Linked DNA regions of Mus musculus: all the other regions are linked to region 1. The links are chromatin loops, found by intact Hi-C in ENCODE. Cell type or tissue: left cerebral cortex. All regions are shown on one strand. Region 1 holds the start of Pdgfa (platelet derived growth factor, alpha). Region 2 has its middle 33 kb from the start of Gm38726. Region 3 overlaps Dnaaf5 (dynein, axonemal assembly factor 5). Region 4 holds the start of Prkar1b (protein kinase, cAMP dependent regulatory, type I beta). Region 5 has its middle 9.1 kb from the start of Dnaaf5. Region 6 has its middle 41 kb from the start of Gm38726. Region 7 overlaps Prkar1b (protein kinase, cAMP dependent regulatory, type I beta).

Region 1 (4,000 bases):
ATGGAGCCTGGAGCGACGCACCTACAGGCTAGGGCAGCAGCCGCCCACACCTCCTCCGACTCTAAAGTATATTTAGCCTCATTATCAAATGTTTGCAGTGAACCGAGTGAACCGCCTAATAGCGGCTGGAAGTGAAACTCGAATCCCAGCCAGAAGGAAGCACGTGATCTCTCCCACCAGAAAGGATCACGGAGGCGCGGGCGGGACAGGTGCGGTGGCCTCGAGCGCATGCAACCCCTCCAGCTCGGCTTGGTCTCTTGGTGTTCTTTGGAGGCCTGACACCTGAACCTCACCCCCTCACTCAACCCCTTCTCCAGAGGCTAAAATGAGGACTGTCACGGGTCCCAAGGGAAGCCGAGGCATAGGGTGGGGGTGGGGGGTAGTTTGAGCCGGCGGGTCCTTTAGGCTCTTGACCTCATGACTTAGCCAGTTCCAGTTTTCAGAGACCAAGAGTCTAGCGAGAACCAGGAGGAACAGTGGGGGTCGGGGGTCGGCTGTGGGGGTGGGGGTAGGGGTCGTTGTCTCACACCAGAGTACCTTGTAAGCTTTAGGGCCCGTGCCCCAGTCCCCTCAGGCGGCTGGCGCCGGGCTGCACAAGCTCTTACCACCCTCGCGCGGCCGCTGTTGTTGCGGTCGCTATGACGACGGGTCGCGGTTTTATTTTTAATAGCGGTCGGCGATTAGAGCAGTGCCTGCGCCCAGCTCCCCGTGGCTCCCGCGTCCCGGGCGATGAATCCAGGCCTAGCCTCATTCTGGTCCCTGATGTCCCCTAGCGTCTTCAGAATCCCTCCCGCCCGGCTTTGATTTCCAGCTGGGCGTCCCTGCTGCGCCAAGAGAGTAAAGGGAGAGAGAAGCACCGAACTAGGTGGGGTCCCCAGGAACCCGCAGCCTCCATGCGGAGGTGGTGGCCGGACAGGCGCGGCATCCCAGCAATGCAACCGGATCTTCTTCCTGGATTCTCACATCCACCGTCACACCGGGTCGTCGAACCGCAAAAAGGTGTCCTTTGGTGCTCTCTGCCTGTGAGAAGGCCGAGGGCTTGGCGGGACAGGCCGCGCAGAACAATCGGGATAAAACGGTGAGGAACTCGACTCAGGTCTAGAGTGGTCCTGGCAGTCGCCACCAGAAGTCATCCTCTTCAGAGCAGCATAAAGTTTCACCAGTACGGACAAGGCCTGGGCTTTCGAAGACCTCGAGGTGGGGCGCTTCTCAACGTTTTCCATACTCCCTCTTTAGGCCAAGAGAGGGTGTCCTCTTATCTCCTGAGCATCCCGAGGTGTTAGGGCTGGGGCGTGGTGATGGGGCCTACAGGCCTAAGGAAGTCTGTAGATTTGGGCTCCAAAGATCTTCAGCTACCCCCTCCCCCCACGCCCACCAGGTATTTGGAGCTAGGTGAGCCGCCCGTGTTGGGCCCTTCCAGCTCAGCCTTTGAAATGCAGGAACCCGGGAAGCTGGGGATGAAAGGCTCCTGCCCGGCTGCGCCTTTGTCTGGGGACAAAGAAGATTGGTGGGGGATTGGACCCGGGCTGGGTGCACGGGTTAATTCACATGAAAGGGAGTGAACTGGACAGGCTGTATCCAGTTGCATCCCTACCCTTGGAGCCCTCCATAGTCTCCAGAGCCCTAGGAGGCTAACTTTGGGATTTGAAAGGTCCACAATCCTCTAACCCGAGTTAAGGAGCTGACAGGACTGGCCTTGCCGTCGGGTCACATCCCACCAGGAATCCATCTCTCTCAATGGGAGAACCGTCCAGCCCTGATCAGACTTCTGTCCGCATGTGCCTTCCCCGCCACCCGTCTGTACTGTGCCTTGGCCGGAGGTGGCGCTCTGCGCTGCCTTGGATCCCAAGGTAGAACCCAGGAGTTCCTCACCAGCCGCTTCTTTTCTATCTTTCCTTCTATCCCTCCAGCTCCCCATTCAGGGTTCGGCTAGGCCTTCGGCCAGGGGCTAAGGATCTGGAGGGTGCAGGGTGTCAAGGTGGCGATGAGGCAGGAGGCAGCCTCCTCCCCGACCCTAGCCTCGCTTCCACCTCCACACAAGAGTGCAAGTTCCTCAATCAGGTGTCCCAGGCTTTGGCTCTGGGGCGCGGGCGCGTGGCAGCCGTCAGGTGAGTGCCCTAGACGCGCCCCTAAACCCGCCCCGCCTCTCCGCAAAGACTCACTCCCCCTCCTTTTATGGAGAGGGGAAGGCTGGAGCACTGGATCCTTACAGTGGGAAGCGGCCCGAGCGCCGGGCGGGGGCCAAGCCGACTCTCATGCCCTTTTTGGCGCAGCAGCTCTGGGCGCTGCCCTTTACTGCCGCTGGGGCCCGAGAGAGAGGCGAGCCAGAGACGGCCGTGCTTCTGCAGCGGCCTCCTCCCCTCCCCGCCCGGTGCCGCAGGATTGCAGCTGGCACTGAAGGGTGGGCAAGCTCGAGGGAGGGGCGCTCCGGGAGCCCGGGCGCCTGTGGGCTCCGAGCCGCGGGCGCCGAGCTTGGATGGATGTAGCTGCCTGCGTGAGCGCGTGTGTGGCCACTGCAGTGGCGGTGGCGGCCGGGCCCGATCTGGCCCGCGAGACCCCTGAGCGCTTCCGAGGTGCGGGTCCCGGGCCCGGAATCCGGGGGAGGCGGGGGGCGGGGGAGGGGGAGGGGCGCGGTGGCGGCGCTATAACCCCCTCCCTGTCGCCGGCCGGCTCCACACGCGCGTCCTGCGGAGCCCGCTCAACTCCTGGAGCCCGGCCTGCCTGCGCCTTCTTCTCCACCTCCTCCTCTGGTCTTCCCGCGGCTGCTGCTGCGGCGGCAGCGGCGCCAGCTCGGCCCTCCGCCCGCCCTCCGGCCCGCGCGGGCGGCGTAGCGAGGCCCCGGGCGGGTAGGCTGCTGCCAGGCGGCGCGGCCGCGGGAGCTGCCCGGCCCCGGCGGGCGGAGGGCGGAGCGCCGCGCCGTAGCCGAGGGCGCGCCGCGGAGGGGCGCACGCAGGCCGCCGGGCCGCGCCGTGCTGGGCCGCGCCGTGCCCGGCCCGGGGCGGCAGCGGCGAGAGGAAGGCCCGGGGACAGGCTCTCCGGACTGCCCGGAGCCCTCAGGGAGAGGCGAGGCGGTAGCTGGTACCGGGCCGAGAGTCCAGACAGGTGATCGGTGGTGCGGCGGGAGCTGCAGCCACGCTCCGCGGTCCCCTCCCGGGGCTGACGGCAGCAAATATGCGGATTTACCGGCCGGGTCGCTCCTAAAGCCAGCGACGGGGAGCGAGCGCGGCGGCGGCCAGCACGGGGAACGCACCAAGGAAGAAGCCCAGCCCCCGCCCTCCGCCCCTTCCGTCCCCACCCCCTACCCGGCGGCCCAGGAGGCTCCCGGAGCGACTCTGTTCCTCCTCCTCCTCCTCGCTGGCTTTGCACTCGCTGCTCGCGCCGAGCGCGCTCCGCAGGCTCCCTGCTCTCCGCGCCACCCTCCTCCGGGCCGCGCTCCCTGAGGGATGGTACTGAATTTCGCCGCCACAGGAGCCCGGCTGGAGCGCCCGCCCCGCGGCCTCGCCTCCCTGCCGAGCTTCCAGCGCCTCGGGACGCGATGAGGACCTGGGCTTGCCTGCTGCTCCTCGGCTGCGGATACCTCGCCCATGCCCTGGCCGAGGTGGGTGCCACCCCCGCGCCTCTGTCCCCTCTCGGCTCCCTCGGCGCACGCCCCTCTCGGCTACCTGTTTCAAGCTCTGCAAAGAGCATTTTGGTTTTGTCAGGGTGGTGTAATTTTTTTTTTAATCCCAACTGGGTTCTATTTTCTGCCATGCCCAAGTGTGTCTGGTGAGTTTCCAGCGCGTTGCGTCGCTCCGCCTTGGAGGGGGACGGGGGAGCCGCGAGGTGAACCCGTGGGTAGAAACTTCGGGGGGCTGTGGGTGCCTTTCCAGAAGGGGCAGCCCAAACGCAGCGGACAATGCAGTAACGGGGTGCGGGAAGCGGGAAAGGGGGTGTGTGTAAACTGACCGTGCTCTGGGAGGGGACTAGGGCGGGCAGTAAGCAGGTAGAGGAGGGTGCGGCC
Region 2 (4,000 bases), 95 kb after region 1:
GGGACAGAATAGAAACACACACATGTGGACAACTGACTATTAAGACAGGATTCTGTGAGGAATAGTCTTAAATAAACGATGCCAGAGCCATTAGATCTCTATTGTCGATTCATCTATTTATCTGTCTACCTACTGCCAGCCATCTGTGTATCTATCATCTTCTGTATCTGTTAACTCATCTACCTAATATCTATGCACCCATTTGTCACCTATTACTTATATATTCATAATCACCTGTCATCAATTTAAGCCTAACATCATCTATTTATTATCTATATACTTATTTATATGTATATATATTCATGAGTGTGTTCATGTGGCTACACGTATGTGTTTGTGTGTGTCTGTGTGTGGGTGTGTGTGGGGGGTGTAGTTCAACACTGTATGTCTGCCCCAATTGTTCTTTACCTCATTTTTGAGATCAGGTCTCATTGAACTTAGTGCTTACTGATTTTGGCTAAGCTTGCTAGCCATTAAACCCCATGGGTGTGCACTTCTGCACCTGGCTTTTTGCATGGCTGCTGGGAATCTGAACTCAGGTCCTCATGTGTGTGTAGCAAACACTTTACCTACATCTGTTTCCTATCTTTGTTTCCATTTTCTGGCTCCACTAATCTGTCTTCCCTTTATCTACATCTTGACCCATCTGTTACACAACAGACCAAACATAATTCAACGTAGGTTATAGGCTTAAGTGAAAAATTTGTACCTTGGAAACTTTTAGAGAGGCTAGGGACACAGATCATCCAGTAAAGTGCCTGCGATGAGGATGTGAAGACCTGGGTTTGGATCCCTTGCACCCAGATAAAAGCCAGGCGCAGAGACAGACTGATGTCATTCCAGCTCTGGGGCAGAGACAGGGCAATCTCTAGAGCTCGCTGGTGAGCCAACCTAGACAAATCAGGGAACTCCAGCTCCATTTAGAGATGCTGTCTCAAAACACAAGATAGAAAGTGATTGAGGAATGTTGCTGTCTCTATCCATGTGTGTTCACATGGCTTGTGTTCTTATGCTAATTATGTTACTCAAATACCTGTTTGCACTGTCCGGCTAGTAGGACTAAGGGAAGCCTGTCCCCAGTTAGTTTTTGACTGGTCAACAAAATTACCAGCAGACAATGGCTGGACAGGGAGACAGAGGCAGGACTTTTAGGATTCCCAGGAAGGGACCAAGGAAGGAGGATGAGGGGAGTCCACCATGATGAGGGCGTAGGAGATGGACCACACTGGAAAGGTACAGGAGGGTGAGACAGCCAACATGTAGGTATAAGGGGAAAGTGGCCCCAGGAGGGCTGTCCAGCAGGGTCCAGGACAACAAAGGTCAAATATAGAATTAGTAATTATTAACTCAGGAATATTGAGGGGAGTGTCTGTTAGCCATGTGGAGTTACTCAGTGGCCCAGCCTTTGAGCTGCTTAAGATATTTAAAATATAGAGGTGTTTATGTACATCTTTCTTTTGGGGACCCAGAACATTGGGATAGTAGCGAGAAGCATGTGCGCACTTGACGGGAATTATAGAGCAGATTAATCAAATACTACAACAGCTACACAACACACACACACACACACACACACACACACACACTCACACACACACACACACACACACACACACACACACACACACACCACATTCTGGAAGATCACAAGAAGGAACATCTTTGTGATTTGGGGTTCCGTGAAGATTTTTTAGGTATGACACCACAGACAGAATCAATAGACATAAAAGTGAACACATCGATATCTTCAAAAGCAATGCTTTTATTTTTCTGATGACCTTGCTAAGAGAACAACAACAACAACAACAATAACAACAACAACAACAACAACAAGAGGTCTCTGAAAACTCACTGATTGAAAGCAGTAATAAAACAAAACAAAACAAAACAAACAAACAACAGTAAGAAAGAGAAGATGGAAACATATGTAGAGGTGACAAATCAGTTAGGGAAACAACTGGAGCTCAGTGAAGTCCCATCACATACTGGCCAGAGTGGCTAAAACTAGGACCTGCCCACCCCAAGTGTAGACAAGAATGGGTGATGTGAAGAAGCCAGCGTGCTCCTCCATTGCTGACAGGAATGTTAAAAAAAGGAAAAGAAATAATATTGACAGCAATAACAACAATAAAAAAAACAAGAGACACTTTGGGAAACAGTTGGCCAATTTCTCAGAGGATGAATATCCCTAACTACCAGAGCCAGCTGTTCCTCTCCCAGGCATTCACCCAAGAGAAATGAAAACATACATTCATAAGACTGTGCACAAATGTTCACAGTGAGTTTATCTGGATTAGTCTCAAACCGGAAGCAACCCAGAGCCCCACACTCCAGAAGACGTGAGTGGGAGAACACCGTTTGTGGTGTCGTGTGGTTGTCTGCAGAAAGGAGGTGTAGGCTCAGCTGCATGGCATGAAGAACCACTGTGCTGGGGGATTCCATTCGCCTGGGATTCTGGGTATGCAGAGCAGCACGGACTGTGTGAGCGTGGGCTGTTTGCTCTGTCGCCAGGACTGTTCGGGCATCGGTTATAAGCCATGCAGATCAATTCTGAACTTTACACGTGCAGCCCGTTGTATGACTCCACGCTGCCTGAGTCATTGGTGGGAAGGTGCTAGGATTTAAACTGATCCTTCCTTGCATCAATTCCAGCACAATCACACCCACTACTACAACGGCTGAGTCAACTCAGATACACAGAGAGGAGCTGCTACAGAGTGATTTCAAGGCCAGCCCGGGCCACAGAAGGAGTTCATCTCAAAGTAAAGAGCATAAAAACAGGCATGATGGCTCAGTAGATGAACCACTTGCTGTGTAAGTGTGAGGCCAGAGATTGGACCCCCAGTACCTATGTACATAAGAAGCCAGGAAGGCATGGCAGCTAACCTGTAACCCTAGTGCCTGGGAAGAAGAGACAAAGACTCCTTGGGGCAAGATGGCTAGCTAGACTGCCTGAATTGGTATGTCCCAGGTCCAGCAACAGGCCATGGTGGGGGGATAGTTCAGGAGGTAAAGAGCTTATTATGCAAAAATGAGGACCTGAGTTAGATCTCCCACGTAAGGGATAAACATGGTTGCCTGGGTAATTCTCGTGCCCAGGAGGAAGAGACAGGCAGATCCCTGGGGATCATCCAGACTAGACTAATTGTGTGTGCCAGGACAGTTAGAAAACTTGTCACAAAAACAACGCATATGGAACCTGCGGAATGACACCTAAGGTTGTTCTCTGGCCTCTACATGCACGCACAACTCAACACAAACGTATGCACACACATTAAAACAGAACAGACAAACAAGTAAACAAAAACAGGCTCATGAATGTAGCTCGATGGTAGAGCTAAGAATCTCTCGATGAGGGGCTGGGGGTGTGGCTCAGTGGTAGAGCTCCTGCCTAGAATCCCCCAGGGAGGAGCTGGGGTGTGGCTCAGTGGTAGAGCCCCTGCCTAGAATCTCCCAGTGAGGGGCTGGGGTGTGGCTCAGTGGTAGAGCCCCTGCCTAGAATCTCCCAGTGAGGGGCTGGGGTGTGGCTCAGTGGTAGAGCCCCTGCCTAGAACCCCCCAGGGAGGAGCTGGGGGTGTGGCTCAGTGGTAGAGCCCCTGCCTAGAATCCCCCAGTGAGAGGCTGGGGGTGTGGCTCAGTGGAAGAGCCCCTGCCTAGAATCCCCCCAGGGAGGGGCTGGGGGTGTGGCTCAGTGGTGGAGCCCCTGCCTAGAATCTCCCAGTGAGGAGCTGGGGTGTGGCTCAGTGGTGAAGTCCTTGCCTAGAATCCCCCAGGGAGGGGGTGGGGGTGTGGCTCAGTGGTAGAGCCCCTGCCTAGAATCCCCCAGGGAGGGGCTGGGGGCGTGGCTCAGTGGTGGAGTCCTTGCCTAGAATCCCCCAGTGAGGGGCTGGCAAGTGTGCCTTGGCAGTGGAGTTCCTGTGCAGCATGTGAGGTCCTCGGTTCTGTCCCCAGGAAGCACATACAGCTTGGACTATGTGCGATATCCTTCATCTCTTCCTAA
Region 3 (4,000 bases), 180 kb before region 1:
CACGTGTAGAGGACAATCTGCAAGAGTCAGTTCTTTCCCTTAACCACACGGCTCCTGGGAGCACACTCAGCACATTGGCCAGGCTTGATGGCCACTGCCCTCACTTGCCAAGTCACCTCACTGGCCCTTGAATCACTTGAATTTATTAATTATTTGTTTTTCGATTCGAGGTTTCTCTGTGTAGCCCTGGCTGTCCTGGAACTCACTCTGTAGACCATGCTGGTCTCACACTCAGAGCTCTGCCTCTGCCTCCCGAGGGCTGGGATTACAGGCCACCACCAGTCACTTATTATCGGCTCAGAGTGCTACAGGATAGGCCAGGCCACACAAGGCAAGCAGACCATGTGAATTACAGACAGTTCACCTGTAATCCCAGCACTTCAAGGGCAGGCTCTGTTAAACAGGGAGTTCTAGGACAGCCTGACCTACAGAAAACCACCCCAATGGAAAAACCAATCAACTAACAAAAAACCCATCAGGGGCTTGGAGAGAAGACTCACTGAGATGGTAGAGAACTTTCAGAATCGAGATCAACCCAGCACTCATGGACGCGCTGGGTGTGGTGGTGTACATCTGCATTCCCGGTGCCAGGCCAGGAAGAGACCCACGGTGGACAGCATGTGAGGAGTGACTTCCGATGCTGCCTTTGTTAGGGCTACGTGGCTTACATATCCTAAATCACAGTCTGCTTCGGGAGGCAACGGGGAGGCAGGGGCTGATGCATGGAGAGGCCATGGAGGATGCTGCTCACTGGCTTGCTCAGCCTGCCTTCGTTTAGAACCCAGGGCCGCCAGCCCAGGGCTGTTCCCAACCACAGTGTACTGGCCCTTCCACATCAACCCTAGATCAAGAAAATGTCCTACAGGCTCGTCTGCTTACAGCTGGATTTTCTCAATTGTGGTTTTCTCCTCTTGGGAGAATCTTAGCTCGTGTCAAGCTGACATAAAACTAGCCAGGACAGATATTCAGAAGTTAATTCTGGCACTCATGAACAAACACGAACGAACACACACACACACACACACACACTACAAAGAAAAAAAAAAGAACCCTTTGCTCTACTAAAATAAAATTTGAAGTGTAGGCAGTTCTCCAGGGGTTCAGTGGAGAGAAGCGCAGGGAATGATGGGAGCTGTAAGGGCTATGACAGGGAATTTTGTTTTGTTTTGAAAGTAGGAAAAGCTGGGCAAAGCCCTATCCTAGTGAGCACTAGAAGCTGAGGCAGGAGATTCATAGTTCAGTCTGCCTGGATTACAGAGGAAGTTCAAAGCCAGCTGAGGACTCTTACTGAGATCCTGTCTCCAAATTAAAAGTGGAATCAGTTAGGAACACAGATTAGCCACAGAACACTTGCTTAACATCCCCCAGGGAGAGGACTGGGCCTGTGGCTCCATGGTAGCCCCTGCCTAGAACCTTCTAGTAAAGGGCCTGGAGCTGTGGCTCAAATGCAGAACACTTACCTGGCATGTAATGGGACAAGCCTGGGAGATAAACCACATTTAGATGCATATATAAGGCTTCACGGGACACGAGAATGAGGGAGGCGTGAACCAGTGAATGGTTCACAGGCCTGTAAGTGGCCTGAGCAGGGCTCTCGTGATCAACAAGAGGGCATCACCTTTGCTGAGGAGGTGAAAGGGATGGGAGGGTAGGTGGTGCCAGTGAAGGAGGTGCTGATGGGGACAAGCAGTGTGGCTGCATGCCCTGGGCTGAGGGCCTGGTGAGTTATGACTGTACTGCCACCAAGTGGCTGCCTCTGTGACACTTTGCAGGGAAGCAGAAGGGCTTCTGGAAGTGGGCCTTCTCATGGTGTAATAAATACAAGAAAACAGCGGGCAGCAGGATGATGGCAGGGGCTGACTAGATAGGGTACCAGTGGGAGACGGTGGGGGATCTTGGGGAGGGCATCCATGTCAGGAGGGAAGGGATCACAACACAAGGGGAGGGCTTTGCCTGCAGCTTTGCTGTTCTAGAACAGAAATACTGCATTTTCTCTAAAGTTCAGATCATCTTAACCATTTCTGCTTTAATTTGGTCAGTCGAGTACCTCAGATCCTACCCACTGTAGAGTGCAACATGTGAGAGTTAGGTAACGACCCCTGTTGTCAGCAGGGGGCGCTCACACACCGTGAGCGGATGGCAGGCAGAGGAGCCGTGCAGAAGCCTCACCTTTCCATGGCTCAGTCGCCTGGCTCACTTCACTGCTTAGAGCAACGCAGGCCTGGCCTGCCACTCTCAGCCACTTCACCTGTGTGTGGTAAGAGCTGAGCCCAGGGCTATCCCTCATCCTAAGCTTGGAATTTTGTGAAGAGCATTCAACAGAAACTGACTTCGGAGACCATTTACCCAATATCTGATGGAGAATTTCTGTGGCACTAATCTTAATAATACGTGCTACACTGTGTGTGCAGTTGCAGCAGACATAATGCATATGTGTGTTCATGTGCTTTTTTTTGAAGGCCAGGAATTGATACCAGGCATCTTTCATTATCATTCTCCACCGTGTATACACACTCATACACACACACAATTTTCTATGTTTGTGTCTGTTTGTCTATTCAGAGTCCAGAAGAGAGCATCAGATTCTCAGGAGTTGTGAGCCACCAGACATGGGTACTAGAAACTGAACTTGGGTCCTCTGCAAGAGCAGAAGGGCTCTGAAGCACTGGGCCATCTCTCCATCCATCCAGCACCTTCTATATTGACACAGGGTCTATCCCGAAGTCAGAGCTTACTGACTGTCAGTGAACCCTGTCTCTGCTCTGTCAATGCTGGTCACCCATGTGGCCAGGCCTGTTCTGTTTTTGTTTTTTGCTTCTTTACATGGATGCTGGGATCCAAACTCAGGTATGGCTGGCATGTCATCTCCCCATATACCTGTGACCTGGTATATCCCTAGTCTCTTTTGAGTTGCTTTTGTCAGGGTATTTTATCACAACAGTAGGATAAGAAACTAAGACAGTTTGTAGACCAGATCCCAGATCTTTCAAGGAGATGTGAGAACCAGAGCAAGAGACTTGGGCCCTGCCCTGATCTGGCCCCACAGACTTCAGCCCTTTAGAGCTTTCTGTGCTGATTGAATGACGCAGTTCTGTAAGGTCCCATGATACACACATGGACAAACAACTGGGGTGGTCACAGCTGTCCTTACCTGCTTGGCCGATAAGATGTCACTGCTGATGAGTGCCCACAGGCAGGATATAGCAGCCGTCCGGATGGCTGCAGCTGTCCTCCCTGCATGCCACTGCAGGTTGGGGGCTAGGATGTCATTTATTACCATATCCAAATAGCCACGGAACTGTCTGGAACAAGAGGGCAAGTGAGGAAGGACAAACAGACTACTCTGAAGGACATGCTTCAGTTTGGGAATGGAACTGGACCTGACCCTGTGCCTCTGCACAAGGTGGTTTCAGGGGGCTCTGTGCTCAAGGGCTGCACCAACCATGATAATCTATGTGGGTCATATGGCACCTCCGTCACCACCCATTGAACCTGCCATCTGTGCCATTAAAACAAAGGAAGCAAGAAATAAGGGTTGGGTGTGGTGGTGCACACATCTTTAATCCCAGCACTAGAGAGGTAGAGGCAGGAGGATCTCTGTGAGTTTTAAGGCCAGCCTGTCTACAGAGTGAGTTTCAGGACAGCCAGGGCTACCAGAGAAACCATGTCTCAAAAAACCAACAAAACCAAAAAAGAAGTAACACGGGGCTGAGACGGCCTGGTGCTCAAGAGCACTTGCAGCTCGCTCTTCTAGAGGACCCGTGTTTGGTTCACAACCCCGTGACTACAGCTCCAGGGCCATGCAATGTCCTCTAAGAGCCTCTTCAGGTACCTGCACACACACAAAACATCTTCTTTTATTAACAAGAACTCTCATACAGAAGATGTCCAGCAGGTCTTGCTAATGTGAGGCTACCTGAAGGGGAACTGTCTGTCATGCCCTCTCTAACAAACTGCTCAGGGCTTCACCCTTCAGAGAGCAGACAGTCTGCCAGTTGCT
Region 4 (4,000 bases), 130 kb before region 1:
TCTTCTTCTTCTTTTTTGGTTTTTTGAAACAGGGTTTCTCTGTATAGCCCTGGCTGTCCTGGAACTCACTCTGTAGACCAGGCTGACCTTGAACTCAGAAATATGCCTGCCTCTGCCTCCCAAGTGCTGGGATTAAAGGCATGCACCACCATGCCCGGCTGAGCAGTGTCTTTTTTTTATTTTATTTTATTATTTTTGTTTATTTTATCATATACTTGTTTTGTTTTATTATTAATTTCATTCTAGATTTGATTTTATTCGAGACAGAACCTCATGTAGCCTAGGCTGGCCTCAAACTTGCTATTGTAGGCAAACATACAATACAGACAATGCGCTGCTCCTGTTGCTACACCCCACGTGCTGGGATCACTGGTGTGTGCTGCCATGTTGGTGCATTGCTGGTGATGGGACCCTGAGCTCCTGCATGCTAGGCAAGCACGATATCAACTGAGCCCTGTTCCAAAGCAGCAAGTCCTTTTACAGCAGTTTTCCTTCACATTGGCAGGAAGAGGTGTGGGCCACCGCCAGCCCTGCCTGCTGAGAGCACAGGCCAGGTTGGTGGCCATGTGGAGACATGTGTGTCAGGAGGAGGAGGGCTGGTGAATGTGGCAAGAGGTATCAGGCAGCTGGGCAATGGGGTACCCCTGAACGATAGGGAATGTGGGCAGGTGAGTGGAGGAACAAATTCAGGGAGCTGGTCAGTGTAGATAGACGAGTGGGGAGCTGGTGAATGGAAGAACAGATTGGGGAACAGGGTGTGAGCACAGGTGAGTCAGGACAGGTGAGTGGGGGGAATACGTGGTGGACTGGAGAATATAGACAGGCCAGAAGATTGGAGATGTCTTCTCCAGCACCTTTGAGTCTCATCCTTCCTCCTGCAGCTCAGATCACTGGGAGAAGATGGACTCTGTTTCCACAGGAGCAGATGGCGCAGGACAGGATGCGTGCGTGGTGGCTAATTTTTGCTACAGGCCTCGGCTTTAGAGTGGGCAGGCACTGAATGAGACTCAGAATGACAGCTCAGACAGAGCACGGTGCCACTGTGCCCTGAGCAGAGAGAGCATCTAGGCCCGGAAGGAGCGGCGCCAGCCAGGTCGGGCTAGCTTAGGAAGAGAGGAATGGGGTGGTAGGAGGTCCGGGTGGCAGGACCTGTGTGTGTGCGGGGACGCGGGGCCTGCGCGACAGAGCTCTGGTGTGTCCCTGGCATTCAGAGACAGCTGTGGGGCGGTCCCTGGGGAGGACAGCGGTCGGTGGGCGACCCGCGCGGGCGCGGTGCGCGGGGCCTGGCGGCCGGCGGCGACGCGCAGCGGGGGCGGGCGGAGGGCGGCGCCGCTGCAGTGCGGGGACCCGCTCGCCGTCCCCGCGTCCCCGCGTCCTCGCGCAGCCTCCTCCGGCCTCGGGCACCGCGCATCTACAGGTACGCAGGCTGGGGTGGGGTCTGTGTAGGGACCCGGCCCTATCTGGAGCTGGGTGTCAGCGGGAACTGGGGTGGGGTGGGGGACTCACGGGGACACGAGGGATTTGGGGAGGGGCGCAATCAGCCCCGCGGGGCTACGCGGGTGGAGGCGGGGGTGGGGTGGGGGGAGAACTGTTGGCGTCCAAGGTGGTACCAGGCCTTTGTAAAAGCTCTCAGGACAGGGTTGGGTTGGTCCCCTGTACCCACCAGGGTCTGGAGGCGCCTTGCACTCACCACCATCTGGGGGCGTCCCCAACTCTCCTCTGGTGGGCCCAGGGTTTGGGGACCGAGTCACGGTATGTGTGTGTGTGTGTGTGATTCCCCATCCTTCTGAGGCTAGGTGTACCTCCTCGTCCTCATCCGCCATGGGGTCCCCTCAACCCCAAGGCCTCTAGGCTGGATGATTCCAATCAGTGTGGGGCGGGGCGATGACCTGGACGTTGTGACTCAACACTGCGCAGGACACTCACTAGAGCCTTCTAGAGCCTTCGGGCCTCTGTTACTGTCTTCCAAGCCCCCCACCCCCACCCCTCAGCTCACTTCCATTGTTTTCTTTACCCTCTTTGCCTTTCTCATGAAACAAGCCACCCCAATCCTTTGACAGCACCCCCCTCGCGCCCCACCCACCCGCGCTGGGGCCTTAGATCGTGACAACATCAACCTTAAAAGGGGGGAGAGTGTGGATGAAAAAAAAAATGAAGCATCATGGTTTGCATAGTGGGGGCGCCAAACACCCAACTTATTCCACCTGAAATTTCTCAGAAATGGAGAGAGAACCGTATGCAAATCATACTTGATCTCTTTCATCCCTGAAGGAACCTGTTCCGAAGTAAGGAAGGCGTTTGAGCCTTTGAGTGATGAACTAACTCATCAGAGAAAACCCTTTGACAAACGTGACTTCTGGCGTTATACACACTGGAGTTAATCATTAACAATAAACCTTACATGCTGGGAGGCCCTCTTCCACTGATGTACAGCCCTATGTTATTTTTTTAATTAAATGTTTTGTGTGCATGCGTCTCTCTCTCTCTCTCTCTCTCTCTCTCTCTCTCTCTCTCTCTCTGTGTGTGTGTGTGTGTGTGTGTGTGTGTGTGTGTGTGTGTAGAAGGCCAGTGGTTGGTCTTGGGTGCATTCCTTGACCACTTTCCACCTTATACAGTGAGGCACAGTTTCTCCCTGAACTCATAGCTCACCGATTCAGATAGTCTAGCTAGCTAGCTTGCCCCAAGGACCCTGGCTTCACTTCCCTCACCCTGGGACTGTAGGCCACCATGCCCACCTGGCATTTCTGTGGGTGCTGTGGATCTGACCTTCTGTCCTCATGCTCGGGCCTTAGATGTTTTATCTACTGAACCATCCTGTCAGTATCTCCCCTGCCCTCCCTCTTTTTAAAGGCAAAGTTTACATAGACCAGGCCAGCCTCCAACTTGTTATGTAGCAAAGGCTGGCTTTAAACTCCTTATCTTTATGTCTTTCCGTGCTGAGGAGTGCTGGGGTTATAGTTATGCATCACTGCAGAGTTCATTGGTGTTGGGCATGAAATCTGCATACTAGGCTAGTATTTTACCAACTAAGTCATATTCTCTAAACCCATTCCAGGCTTTTACTTTTTACTTTGAGACAGGTTCTCACTAAGTTGTATAGGCTGGTCCTGTTCAGGCAGACCTTGAACTCACAGTCCTCCTGTGTTCATCTTCTGAGTAGCTGGCATGACAGGCCTGTACCACCAGGCCCAGCCCACGTGTACTTTATATAGTTTATGGTAGAACAGTTTGGCTTCCCCAACACCTCCTAAAGCTGATTGTGTCATCTGTAACAGGAGCATAGAAGACATTCTGACCATGGCCTCCCCATCATGCTTCCACTCGGAGGATGAGGACTCTCTGAAAGGATGCGAGATGTACGTGCAGAAACATGGCATCCAGCAGGTGCTCAAAGAATGCATTGTGCACCTCTGTGTCGCCAAGCCGGACCGGCCACTGCGATTCCTCCGGGAGCACTTTGAGAAGTTGGAGAAGGTCAGTGCCCCTAGTATCCTTTGTAGGTGGCCTGGGCAAAGCTGCTTCAAGTCCCTCCTTGGAATTCCAAGATAGTGATGCTCCTATATCCCAGATCTGTCAGGATCATGGGAAGCAAGGCTGGGGCTGAAGCTCCATGGTAGAGCCCCTTCCTAGATTCCCCAGGCAAGGGGCTAGAGGGTGTGGCTCAGTGGTAGAGCCCCTGCCTAGAATCCCCCAGTGAGGGGCTGGGGGCCTGGCTCAGTGGTAGAGCCCCTGCCTAGAATCCCCCAGGGAGGGGCTGGGGGCGTGGCTCAGTGGTAGAGCCCCTGCCTAGAATCCCCCAGGGAGGGGCTGGGGGCGTGGCTCAGTGGAAGAGCCCCTGCCTAGAATCCCCCAGTGAGGGGCTGGGGGTGTGGCTCAGTGGTAGAGCCCCTGCCTAGAATCCCCCAGTGAGGGGCTGAGGGCGTGGCTCAGTGGTAGAGCCCTTGCCTCCAATCCCCTAGTGAGAGAGGCTGGACCCCCACCACCACCTCCCATGAATAAG
Region 5 (4,000 bases), 140 kb before region 1:
TAACCCCAGGGGTAAATTCTGAGGTGGAGATGGGAGAGTCAGCTGAAAACTCAGGAAACAGCGACAGCAGAGTACACAACACAGAAACAGAAACCAGGAGTGACTGGTTGTGCCAGCATCAGCCAGAAACATTTTTGAGCATGTCACCATATTGTCATCTTCAGGGTAACTCATTACAACACCCTGTATAAGTTAGAAGCCTACTGGTGTCTGTGATTAAAATACCTGGGCCGGCAAGATGGCTCAGCAGATGAAGTGCAACACTGATAGCCTGAGTTCCAGGTCTAGGATTTACATGGTGGGAAGTAAGAAGTGACTCTTCCAGGTTGGCCACCAAACGACACACGCACACATGCATGCACAGATATACATGTGTCTGCATGCACACACACACTAAACAAAACTTTAAACATTCAAACACAAGAAACCAGGTGTGTTGCTGCCCACCTGTGATCCTTCTGCTCAGGGGCTGAGGCAGGAGGATGGCCTACTGCTGACGCTATTCTGTCCTGGGCTCCATAACGAGACTATCTCAAAAAAAAATAATAATAATGAATAGAAACATAAATGGTATTCTTAATTTAAAAGCTCCTCATAGTCTAGATTGTACCCCAGATTTTTTTCAAAGATTTATTTTGTCTGTTTGTCTGTATACCATGTGTGTTCAGTGCCCTTCGAGGCCAGAAGAGAGTATCTGATCCCCTGAATACTACCTGAGTTTCAGGTAGTTGTGGGTTGCCATGTAGGTGCTGGGAACGGAACACAGGTCCTCTGCAAGAGCAGCCAGTTCTCTTAACCACTGAGCCATCGCTCCAGGCCTGGCACAGGTGGTTTTGCTGACAAGAAATTCAAACATTTAACGAGCAATTATAATCTTTCAAGGAGCTGGGAGGGGATGCTTCCAGTTCATGTCATGAGAGCAGCGTTACACCTGAAATCTCACAGGGTCAAAAGACACAAGTCCTGATGGGCTGTTTAATGGAGTACAGATGCCAGAATCCTAAAGAAAACACTAACAAGAGAATCTAGAAATAATTATTTTTTTAATAATTATTTTTATCTATTTTATTTTATTTTTGGTTTTTCAAATCAGGACTTCTGTGTGTAGTCCTGGCTATCCTGGAACTTGCTCTGGAGACCAGGCTGGTCTCAAACTCAGAGATCTGCCTGCTTCTGACCCCTAGTGCTGGGATTAATGGCATGAACCGCCACTGCCTGGCAAGATAATGAATTTTTTAAAAAGGGTTAAGACATAATCAAATTGAGCTGATACTAACGCAAATTAATAAAAATAATTCAGGGTTGGGAATGTGGCTCAGTTGGGAGAGTGCTTGCCTGGAATTCATGAATCTTGGGTTCCATCCCCAGCACTATTTAAACCAGCACTCAGGAGGATCAGGGGTTCAAGGTCATCTTCAGCTGCAACGAGGTTTAAAACTATCAGATTCCATAGATGCTAGCAGCACTTGGTGATATTGACACAGATATCAGTTAATCAGAAATGGAAGGGAACCACATAAATCAGATCTATAAAACTCTTGGAAGTGTATTTGCTAAAGTAGCCAGCAACAGTTTTTCCCCATGCATGCAAACCTGCTGTAGAGTCTGGGCTGGATTCCAGGCATGCCAGTGGAAAGTGGTGGAAAGAGAATGCGCCCAGCCATTCACAGCTCTTGAGTTGAAGAGACCTGGCGCAGCCGCTTCCTGTCCATCAGAACAGGTGCATCCAAGCTCTAAAGGACAACATTACAGGGAGGATACCGTCTGGCTGGAACTCTCCAGTACTGGGGCAGCCTGGTGAACCTGCTCCGGGCTCCTACTTTGCAGTCCAAACCAGTATCCTCTTTGTAGGAGGGAGCCAGGGAGCTGAGGAGGTATCTTCCTGCCCTGGTCTTCTTCTGGGGCTGGATTGCAGCCCTCTGTAGGGGTGGTGCATACTGCATGGTTTTGCTGATCTCTTGGGATTTAGGTTGCTTTTATCTTTTGGCTGCTGTGAAGAAGCCCTTTCCAGAATAGCAATCGTGAGCTCGAGAATGCTGCACATCGTTAAGGCTCTTGTCTTGCAGCCCTAAAGCACTGGATCAGTTCACAGCTGCAGGAGAAACAAAAGCCGTAGGATCGCCCTGACCTCGAGCAACTCTCTTCTGAATAACTCAAGCAGAACCTGGGAGTTGAATTCATATTTGCACAACCATCTTTTGTTTGTTTGATTTGGTCTTGGGAGATGGGACCCAGGGTCTTAGCGGTAGCCTTAGTACTCTGCCATGGCTGCGTGGCTACCCCCTCAACCCATGTTCTCCGTAGCATTAATCACAAGATGAAACAACCCAGATGTCTGTCACTGGTAAAAAGGCACACGTGACCTGATGCACAGAGGACTATGAGTCAACCTTAGGAAGTGATGGCTCACCAACTCCGGAGTGAGTCGTGCACAGACGGGTAAGGCTTACAGAAGGCAAGCAGCATGGCGGACTTGGTGCTGTGCACCTGAGTTGCCATGTATGCTCCATTGTGGGGCAGACTGGCCATCTGAGGAGGGGATGGCAGAGTGAGAAGGGGGAGGACGGGTTGGTCTGTCCCTTGGATCCCACAGAACAGCCCTGTGGAGGAAGTCAAATGTTTTCCTCCCAAGTCTGATGTGATCTTAATGACCTTACGTTACAGCCTCTAGCGCGTAGGAGTTGACATCTTTATGGGTTATATCTTTCTTCTTTTTTTAATATGTGTGTGTGGCATAGCACATGTATGATGTTCAGAGGACAACTTTTGGGAGTTGGTTCAAATTCAAATCATCAGGCTCGGAAGCAAGCAGTTTTAGCCACTGAACTGTCATCTCACCAAACCTACACTGGGTTTCTATCTTAATGTAAATATGGAACTTTTAAATTATGTTCCAGCCAAAATATAGCAAGGCCATCTAAATTTATTCTGCTTAACTCCCCGCACTGCATATATTTTAAAGCCCCTCAAAAAGCAAGGAAAAGGGCTTTTCAAGTGTCTTCCAAGAAGTATGTCTTCTCAACCAGTAAACAGATTTTGGCAAAATTAACTCAGGTTCATTCATTTATTGTTTCTCCTGACATACATTTATTGGGTTGTGGGAGACACTTTCCAGGTGTTCAGCTAAGACTGAGTGAAAGATGGGTGTCTTTGTTAGGGGTTTCAATGCAGTGAAGAGACACCATGACCTTAGCAACTGTTATACAGCAAAGCACTTAATTGGGGCTGGCTTACAGGGTCAGAGTGTGATGATCTGTATATGCTTGGCCCAGGGAGTGGCACTGTTGGGAGGTGTGGCCTTGTTGGAGTAGGTGTGTCACTGTGGGCATGGGCTCTAATACCCTAGTCCTAGCTGCCTGGATGTCAGTATTCTGCTAGCAGCCTTCAGGTAAAGATGTAGAACTCTCAGCTCCTCCTGCACAATGCCTACCTGGATGCTGCCATGTTTCCCACCATGATGATATTGGACTGAACCTCTGAACCTGTAAGCCAGCCCCAATTAAATGTTGTCCTTTATAAGAGTTGTGTTGGTCATCGTGTCTGTTCACAGCAGTCAAACCCTAAGACACAGAGGTTTAGTCCATTGTCTTCATGGCAGGAAGCAGGGCTGCACACAGGTAAACATGGTGTTGGAGAAGTAGCTGAGAATTCTACATCTGGGTCAACGGGCAGCAGGAAGAGAGCATGGGACGGAGTTTGGCTTGAGCAATTGAAACCTCAAAGCCCACCCCCAGTGACACACTTCCTCCGGCACCTCCTAATAGTGCTACTCCCTAGAGAGCCCGTGAGGCCATTTTCATTCAAACCACCACAGAGTCAAAGCAGGTGCTGCTGCTCCTTGCCTTGGGAAGTTGCCTGTCCAGAGTCCAGGGATAGTGCAGTACAGACCATTGTCCTCTGGCTTTGACATAGCCCTTGTGTTCTTCATCTGTCAGCAGCGTGATCACCAGAAGACCTTCACAAGACTGGATCCTCAACTTTCAGTCCTGAGGCAGGGTGG
Region 6 (4,000 bases), 100 kb after region 1:
ACTTTCACAAGTCTGAGTAGAAACACATGTCTGTTCCATGGAAAGGCTAGAGCAGAGCTCCAACCCTTTCCCAGGATGCAGGTGAGGGTGTGCCCCTTCACCAAAGGTGATAGGACAGGTCTGCGGGAAGAGGGAACAAGCCAATTGAGTGTCCGGACGTAGGTCAGGGCATTTGTGGTGGCAATGCACTGCTGTGAGCTTTTACTGTAAAAAAGTAAGACTGAGATTTCCCTGAACACAGAATCAGCTAGGTGGACCAATCAGTGGTCTCCAGGCATCTAAATGTCTCAGCCCACGTTGTCCCCAAGCCCAGAGCTGAGGTTACAGACTCACACCATCATTTTCACATGAGCGTTGAAATCCCAACTCGGGTCACCATGCTTCTGTGGCAAGAACTTTATTGACATCTCTCTTACCCTTTACTTTTATTTTATAAACTAATTTTTGTGTATACATGTGTGTGTGTGTATGTATGTATGCATGTATGTATATATGTATGTATGTGTGTGTGTGCTTATATGTGGGGATGGGTACATATGCGCCATCCACTTTAGCCATTTTGAGACAGAGACTAGTGCTGGCTTGGTATTGGGCAAGGAAGTCTGTTGTGGATGTCTAATAAACCTGGAGGCTCTCTGCCTCCCCAGCTCTGTGGTCACAAGTCTACACTGTGGCACTAGGCTTTTACTTAGAATCAGTGGATTGAACTCAGGTCCTCACGCTTGTGCGGCAAGCACTGTGCTGGCTGAATTATCTTGCCAGGTCCTAGTGTATTGTAAAATCTCATAAAGATGTTTAATTCAGGCCAGTGAGATCGATCGCTCAATGGGCAAAGGCACTTCCTGTCTAACCTCATGACCATCCATGTTCAAGCTCTGGAACCAGCATAGTAGAAATATAGAATTGACTACCGAAAGCTGTCCAGGGTATCCACACTCCTCTCACTCATGATAACACGGAAATGCATAAAAAGGTCCAGCTCTTTATAAAGAGCCCACACACCACCAGCCCCCATAATGAACTGACCTCTACTCCTTGCCTCCTTCCTAGCTCTTCTGGAGAAAGACCTCCCTGCCATTTCTAGAATCACCTGCTGGGCCAGCATCTGTCTTCATGCTTCCTATAAAGAGAATCCCATAGCGTACATGTTGCCTCGCCTCAGCAGCCTCCCCACCGCCTGCAACAGCTACAACTTACTCCCTCCTTTGGCACATTGTAGGATCAGGGTTGTTTCCTTATTGGAGCCTGAAACACTGTGAGCAGGTGTTGCACACAGCATGGGCTCCTGTGGGCGCTCACACCCACACGCTTCCGTAGGTGCACGCTTCCGTGGGTGCGCTCTTCGTGGGTTCATCCTTGGCTCCTGCTTCTGCTTAACTTCCAGCTTTGCTCCACCAGCCAACGGAGGTGCCTGTTCCCACGCCTGTTCTTGCCTGTTTTCGTTTTAGACATTGTGGGTGCATGATTGCCTTGTTGGGGTTCCCAGGGGATGTTTTTTAATTAACACATCTTTTTTTTTTTCTCCCGGAACCATTTTACTGGTATAGAAAACCTGAGCAGGAAGCATCAAAAAATGCTCATCTTTATCCCCAGACAAACAAGATTCCTTCCTGTCCATTGCTCACAACGTTCTGTAACAGCAATGGATTATTCCGACACACTGTTGCTTTGTTACTGGGTATGGCTGATCACTTTGTAATCCCAACGCAATCTGGGCTAGGAGATCTGAGTTTGAGGCCAGCCTAGGCTGTATAGCAAGACCCTGTCTCATTCTGTAAAAAATGATGCTGGGTCCGTGACCGTACAGTGTTTGCCGAGTGTGCATGACGCCCTGGATTACATTCCTGGGACCACTTAGACTAGGCATGGAGGTGCAGGCCTGCAGTCCCAGCAGGTGGAAGAAGGAACAGCAAGAACTTAGATGATTTTCTCATACCATTGAATGAACAACCGGCCACAGCGTGGTTCAACTTCAACTGTGTGTCCCACTTTCTCCTCCCTCTGGACTGGTGGTGACCTCTGACCAATTACCATTTCCAAGATTGTCTCCACGAGACTTGGAAATACAGCTCGAGAGAGCTGGAGAGATGACTCAATGGCTAAGAGCACTTGCTGCTCTTGCAGAGGATTCAAATTCAATTCCCAGCACCCACATCTGGCAGCTTATAAACACCCATAACTCCAGCTTCAAAGGATTCAATGTCTTCTTCCAGCCACACAGGAACTCATTTATATAGACATAAATACATATATACATAAATAACAACTAAAAATGCAAATCAGACGGCCACTTCCTTGCTCTAAGCATTAATTGATCCATTTATACATCCAATAAATGTCAATGCTGGGGGGCTAGAGAGATGGCTCAGTGGTTAAGAGCACTGAGGGCTCTTCCAGAGGTTCTGAGTTCAATTCCCCACAGCCATATGATAGCTCACAACCATCTGTAATGAGATCCGATGTCTTCTTCTGGTGTGTCTGAAGACAGCTACATAAAATATATACATAATATATACATAAAATATATAATATGTTCATATTATATATAAATATACATTAAATAAATAAATAATTCTTTAAAAAAAAAGTCAATGCTGACTTCCCACTTGTCCAGTTCTGTCTGTCACCATAGACACAGGGACATTGAGATGATGTGTCCTAGCTCTCCAGAAACTTATAAGACAGCAACAGTGGCTAACAGACCGAGAAATGAGCAGGTTTCTATGTGGCTGCTCCATGAGATGTAGGGTAGCAGAGATCATGGAACAGCTTGATCGAATGTCTGCAGCCTCCAGGGTAACTGGAGGACAGCAAGGAGCTGACAGACTGTAATGATTCCCTGCTTCTCAATAAGCTATATGAATTTCTTGTTTTCTTTTCTCTTTTCGTTCTAAAAACAGTGCATATTTATTTATTTTGTGTGAGGGGTAGGATGTGCTAGAACAATGTAGAGGCCAGAGGACAACTTGGAGAAAGCAGTTCTCACCATGATGTAAATTTTAAGGATTGAATTCAGGTTGTTAGGCTTAGTGGCAAATACCCTTGCACACTGAGTCATTCACTGGCCTCAGGGACTTGTACATGCTAGGCCTCTACCACTGAGCCACACCCCAGCCCCTCACTGGGGGATTCTAGGCAGGGGCTCTACCACTGAGCCACACCCCAGCCCCTCACTGGGGGATTCTAGGCAGGGCCTCTACCACTGAGCCACACCCCAGCCCCTCACTGGGGGATTCTAGGCAGGGGCTCTACCACTGAGCCATGTGCCCAGCCCCTCACTGGGAGATTCTAGGCAGGGGCTCTACCACTGAGCCATGTGCCCAGTCCCTCACTGGGGGATTCTAGGCAGGGGCTCTACCACTGAGCCATGTGCCCAGCCCCTCACTGGGAGATTCTAGGCAGGGGCTCTACCACTGAGCCACACCCCAGCCCCTCACTGGGGGATTCTAGGCAGAGGCTCTATCACTGAGCCATGCCCCAGCCCCTCACTGGGGGATTCTAGGCAGGGGCTCTACCACTGAGCTACATCCTCAACCCCCCCACTGGGAATTCTAGTCAGAGTCACCAATACTCAGCTCTATCCCTCCTAGTTTTCTTTTTTACTTCTTGAGGCAGAGTTGTAGTGGTTTGAATGAAAATGGCCTCTATAGGCTCACATGTCTGAATATTTAGCCTTCGGTGGGTGTAACTATTTGGGAAGGATTAGGAGGCATGGCCTTGTTGAAGGAGGAGGTGTGTTACTGGGAGCGGTCTGGGGTTTTAAAAGACCTTAACTGCAGTGTGCTCTCTCTTTGCCTCCCGCTTGTGTATGTGAACTCAGAAGACCATGCCTTCACTCTGTCATCATGGACGCTAACCCTCTGCAACCATAGGCCCAAATAGTTATATTGGTCATGATGCTTCATCACAGCAATAGAACTCTAACTAAAACACAGAATCTCAATAAGTTCCCCAGGTCAGACATAGATTTACTAGGTAGCCCAGGCTGCCCTTGAATTTG
Region 7 (4,000 bases), 89 kb before region 1:
TTCTAGTCTCCTGCTGACCAGCTTTCTGGTAAAGTGTGGGGATGTTTGGCAAAGACATAGGTCTGAGGAGAGCTGGGATGGTTTTCTCGTGAGGACTCTCTTCTCTTGAGGCTCAGAGTGCAGCTCACAACCCTCCTCCTAAGGTGGATATTCCGCTGGGCACGCTTGGAGCCACAAGGAAGTAGGGTGGTGGGTGGGCCTAGGGAGAGATGCCTCTGTCTGCTCCAAGCACTGAGGGGTCATATGGTATTTTGAAAGTGATTGGTGAAGCCCCTACGCCCTGTTCTTTTACAGTGCCACAGCTCTATTTCTAGGGTGGCTTTTACATCTTGCTTGTCAGTTCCAGTTTTAACAGTCTGCACCACGCTCCCCTTCGAAGCCACAGAGATGAAGAGGCTAGAGAGGCCTGACCTGGGAAACATGTCCCCTAAGACAGACAGACCTGGCCTCTGCTGTTCATCTCCTGGCCTAAGGGGAAGACATCGGCGTCAGTGAGTGCCATCTCCAAGAGGCACTCAGGAAAGACTCCCGCTAGATTTTAATGACCTGCCATGTTTACAGACTTAGAAGATGCCTCAGGGACCTGAGTGGTAAGAAGTGGTTCCACAACTCAACATCAGCAGGGCTGTTGATCTGGGCTTCAGGCTGACATTTGAATCCAAATGTGCTGAGCTGTGGAGCCACAGGGGCTTCTGAAAGTATTTTAGGTTTTTCTTCACGGGTTCGTTCTGAGGCGTTTATTAACTGTGTGTGGAGTGCCCACACTGGCCCTCTCCACAAGCGATGCTGGGGCTGCTCCCCGCTTCTGGGTGGGGTTTACACTAATGTATGAGCTACGCTTTTGGAAGAGCGAGCCTTCCTGTTTTCCCAGAGTCACTTTATTCACTAAAAGGTGTACACAAGAGCGATAAACATCAGAATGAGCCTTTCCTTTGGTCCATGGCTTTAAGACCTTGTAGCTGGGCTTGGGGGTCCAGACCTGTCATTCAGATTAATCAGGTGGCTGAGGCAGGAGGCTTCCTGGGCCTTGGTCATCAGCCAGTCCAGATGGTCGGCGTGCTTCAAGGCAGCTGGGGCTTGAGAAACGACATAGCCATGGTCTTCTGGCACTGTGTGCACACTTAAATATCACGTACCCATGAGTGAAGTGCACTTGGGTCGAACATGGAAAAGCCCATTTTCTCACTCAGTTAGATTCCCATCTTCCATGTGAAGATGTCTTGCTCGTGTGCCCAAGGCATCCCTGGAGTCTGAGCAGGAGGGCCGCGTATGGACTACTGGCAGAGGGGGACAGGGTAAGCATTCTGTGTGGACACTCACAGGGCCCTCATGTGCTAATGATCTAGTCTCACGATAATTCCAGGATGAGGAAACACATAACAGACCAGAAAGGTCGAGCAATTTGTCCAGTGCTGCAAAGCTCATGGTGAGGAGGCGGGGTGGGGTGGGGTGGGGGCTGCTGAGTTATTCTGTGGTATACTTTGTCCTTCTGCTCTCTGACTCTTCCAGAATCCATGCCTGCTCACACTCTGCTCGCTCCGTAGCGGCTGATGTTGTCTATGTATCCTTGCAGTGCTCTCTGCCCACTCTTCACACAGCTGCAAACACATACCGAGGAAGCTGTTCTATATACTGTAGGTGGCAGTACCATGACATTTATCTAACACTAGGGGGAAGACAGACAGACAGACAGACAGACAAACAGACGATTGGGGTCCTGGATCTTGGACTTCAGAGCTGCCCTGTCTAATAGCAGTTCCACTGACTGCTGTCATGGTAACAGTCACCAGCCAGGCAGGTGCTGGCCACCTGGGGTCACTGTGCACCAGCTATTGGTAGAGTCAAGAGCTGCTGAGAGAAGACATGGGGTAAGCTCTGGGTCAGCCATGCCATCCTCAACACTCATGAGGAAAGCGTCAAAGTGGAAGCTGACAGAGGGCTCGGCACCGCTTGCTGCCTCACAGCCCTCAGTAAGTCCATTTCACAGATGAGGAAACTTGAGGCTTTGTGGCTGAGTGACTTGTGCATAATCCAGCTAGAAAGCTCCAGAGCTGTGATTTGGATTCAGATATAGTGTTCAAGAGCACACGAGCCTCCTTAGTCATCTGTGCATGACTCTAAGACACCCCCAGAGATCTGTCTGCCTTCTGTCTCATCTGTCACCTGCCCAGAATAAGCCTTATTGCCTGATACAACATAGGATGCTTCTCTGAGGCTGTCTATGAGGTTCACCCTGAGGGGAGGACTGTGACCCGCAAGAGTTCCCCAGGAACACCACATGGGATGGTCTGTGGACTCTGCACACGGATGTACACCAAACCCCACCATGGTCATGCACACATGTTGTTCTGCAAGCCCCTGTCGGTTCCTGTAAAAACTGATCCACCTTGCTGTACCTACTAGCTGGACATCCATATGATATCTGACCAGAATTCATAGCTCTTGGGGGTCAGCTGGGGCCCATCCTGTACAAGGGAACACTAATTGAGACTCAAGGAACAAGAACTAGCTTGGGACACATGCACACACACACACACACTCTATGATACAGCCCAAGCTGGCCTGGAATTCCTGTCCCAGGCTTCCAACTGCTGATAGCACAGGCATGCTGCCCACACATGGCTGTCAAATCCTTTTGTTGTTCATTCATTTCCCCTGTAACCAATATTGGAACTCATTCTTGCTGAGTCACTCGACTGTGTCGCAGAGAGCGGGACCGTCCTTGGATACTTGAATATGCCTCCCTAGATCTACCCTGCTAGCCATTGCGTATTCTACCCAGATTTTTGAGGAGTGAAGAAGAGGTACTGGGCCACCCCAAAGCTGTTCTCTCTGTTGCGTTTGGTAGGATGAAGCAGAGAGAGGGACGATACAAGCTTTTGTGAACACTGCTCAAGCCTGCACCTGAAGAGAGGGACAGATACACTGTGGCATGCCCAAAGGATCACCTTGCTTCCAAGAGGATGTTGGGGCCCGAGAGTCCTGTCTTTGCTTATTACTGTACCCTTCCCTGAGAGGAAAGGCCACAGCCAGCCACTGGGCAGTGCTCCCTTGGGAGTACTTGCCAGGAGGACACTGCAGTCACCACCTGGACATTATCACAGTGGGGAACTTGTCTGGGTTCCAGGTTCAGCCCAGCTGGGGAAGTACTGCAATAGAAACACCGCAAATAGCAAGACCTGTGACAGGCTGCGGGGGCTGGAGAGGGGAGCCACCCTGAAAAGCTGCTAGGCTTATGTCAGAGGGTGCAGAGAATAGGCCAGACCATTGAGGGGGTGTGGCATACGCTCAGCCTCCTTCAGAACTGGACTTTCCCCTTCAACTGTCTTTTATTTTTCCTTGGTTTATCTCTTTCTAGATCACCTTACCTCCAATTCCCCTGCAGCAGTGTGCATGCATACATGCACACATGCACACATGCACACATGGCCCTTGCACACATTCTTCCTGTTCTGGGTCTGTTCTTATAGACCACATGTGAGTTGCTCTTTCCTCAGAGCAGAGGAAGCTACCACATCATCTTAGCCAGTACCCTAGGCTATGTAAGTTGAGAGCCAGTCTTGGTGGACCAGAGATTTAGAGAGAATGGTTTGGGGATGGCAACCTGTTTTAGTGGAGCAGGAAGAAGAGCTGCAGGGCAAGAAGCAGGGGGCTTCCAAAACTGGGCAGGAGCCATAACCCAGCAGTAGCATGCTGGCCTAGAATCCTCCACCTAGGGGCTCGGCTGTAGCACAGAGGTTGAGCTCCTGCCTAGAATCCCCCAGTGAGGGACTGGGGTGTGGCTCAGTGGTTAGAGTCCCTGCCTAGAATCCCCCAGTGAGGGGCTGGGGGTGTGGCTCAGGGGTAGAGCCCCTGCCTAGAATCCCCCAGTGAGGGACTGGGGTGTGGCTCAGTGGTTAGAGTCCCTGCCTAGAATCCCCCAGTGAGGGGCTGGGAGCGTGGCTCAGTGGTTAGAGTCCCTGCCTAGAATCCCCCAGGGAGGGGCTGGGAGCGTGGCTCA

The links. A loop is a pair of places that touch in the nucleus more often than their neighbours do. Peaks named below come from ENCODE experiments on the same cell type or tissue, not always from the same donor. Only the 100,000 strongest peaks of a DNase experiment are listed, where the experiment ranks them.
Region 2: it touches region 1 in a loop (4-fold over the local background); 3 of 42 quality-filtered maps call a loop at or near these places.
Region 3: a loop joins it to region 1, with 2.6 times the contacts of the local background. A loop is called at or near these places in 8 of 42 quality-filtered maps.
Region 4: a loop joins it to region 1, with 2.0 times the contacts of the local background. A loop is called at or near these places in 4 of 42 quality-filtered maps.
Region 5: it touches region 1 in a loop (2.4-fold over the local background); 3 of 42 quality-filtered maps call a loop at or near these places.
Region 6: it touches region 1 in a loop (8-fold over the local background); 3 of 42 quality-filtered maps call a loop at or near these places.
Region 7: a loop joins it to region 1, with 2.6 times the contacts of the local background. A loop is called at or near these places in 10 of 42 quality-filtered maps.

What each region holds. Positions count from the first base shown.
Region 1 is chr5:138,994,307-138,998,306 of GRCm38, reverse strand. Pdgfa (platelet derived growth factor, alpha) reads left to right here and starts at 3,363. Exons shown (of 6, transcript NM_008808.4): 1 at 3,363-3,598. The coding sequence starts at 3,536. In left cerebral cortex, CTCF peaks have their summits at 1,812, 2,307 and 3,191; DNase peaks (open chromatin) are centred at 2,289, 2,755, 3,347, 3,733 and 4 more places; H3K4me3 peaks cover 3,251 bases; H3K27ac peaks cover 2,734 bases.
Region 2 is chr5:138,899,799-138,903,798 of GRCm38, reverse strand. It overlaps the pseudogene Gm31891. Among named protein-coding and RNA genes, the nearest start is that of Gm38726, 33 kb to the left of the region's middle. In left cerebral cortex, a CTCF peak has its summit at 2,436; DNase peaks (open chromatin) are centred at 2,377 and 2,556.
Region 3 is chr5:139,177,217-139,181,216 of GRCm38, reverse strand. It overlaps Dnaaf5 (dynein, axonemal assembly factor 5), which reads right to left. Exons shown (of 13, transcript NM_001081265.2): 10 at 3,152-3,302. Among named protein-coding and RNA genes, the nearest start is that of Sun1, 21 kb to the left of the region's middle. In left cerebral cortex, CTCF peaks have their summits at 1,873 and 2,086 (motif pointing right); DNase peaks (open chromatin) are centred at 1,758 and 2,120.
Region 4 is chr5:139,127,061-139,131,060 of GRCm38, reverse strand. It overlaps Prkar1b (protein kinase, cAMP dependent regulatory, type I beta), which reads left to right and starts at 1,309. Exons shown (of 11, transcript NM_008923.3): 1 at 1,309-1,417; 2 at 3,276-3,474. The coding sequence starts at 3,298. In left cerebral cortex, no CTCF peak of the experiment used is centred here; DNase peaks (open chromatin) are centred at 984, 1,894, 2,133, 3,228 and 1 more place; H3K4me3 peaks cover 2,951 bases; H3K27ac peaks cover 2,108 bases.
Region 5 is chr5:139,139,184-139,143,183 of GRCm38, reverse strand. It overlaps a transcript of Prkar1b not described here. Among named protein-coding and RNA genes, the nearest start is that of Dnaaf5, 9.1 kb to the left of the region's middle. In left cerebral cortex, no CTCF peak of the experiment used is centred here; DNase peaks (open chromatin) are centred at 1,630 and 2,385; H3K27ac peaks cover 557 bases.
Region 6 is chr5:138,891,959-138,895,958 of GRCm38, reverse strand. It overlaps the pseudogene Gm31891. Among named protein-coding and RNA genes, the nearest start is that of Gm38726, 41 kb to the left of the region's middle. In left cerebral cortex, no CTCF peak of the experiment used is centred here; DNase peaks (open chromatin) are centred at 1,373 and 1,805.
Region 7 is chr5:139,083,143-139,087,142 of GRCm38, reverse strand. All of the region lies in intron 4 of Prkar1b (protein kinase, cAMP dependent regulatory, type I beta), which reads left to right. Among named protein-coding and RNA genes, the nearest start is that of Prkar1b, 45 kb to the left of the region's middle. In left cerebral cortex, a CTCF peak has its summit at 1,805 (motif pointing right); DNase peaks (open chromatin) are centred at 1,887, 2,069, 2,635 and 3,105; H3K27ac peaks cover 1,732 bases.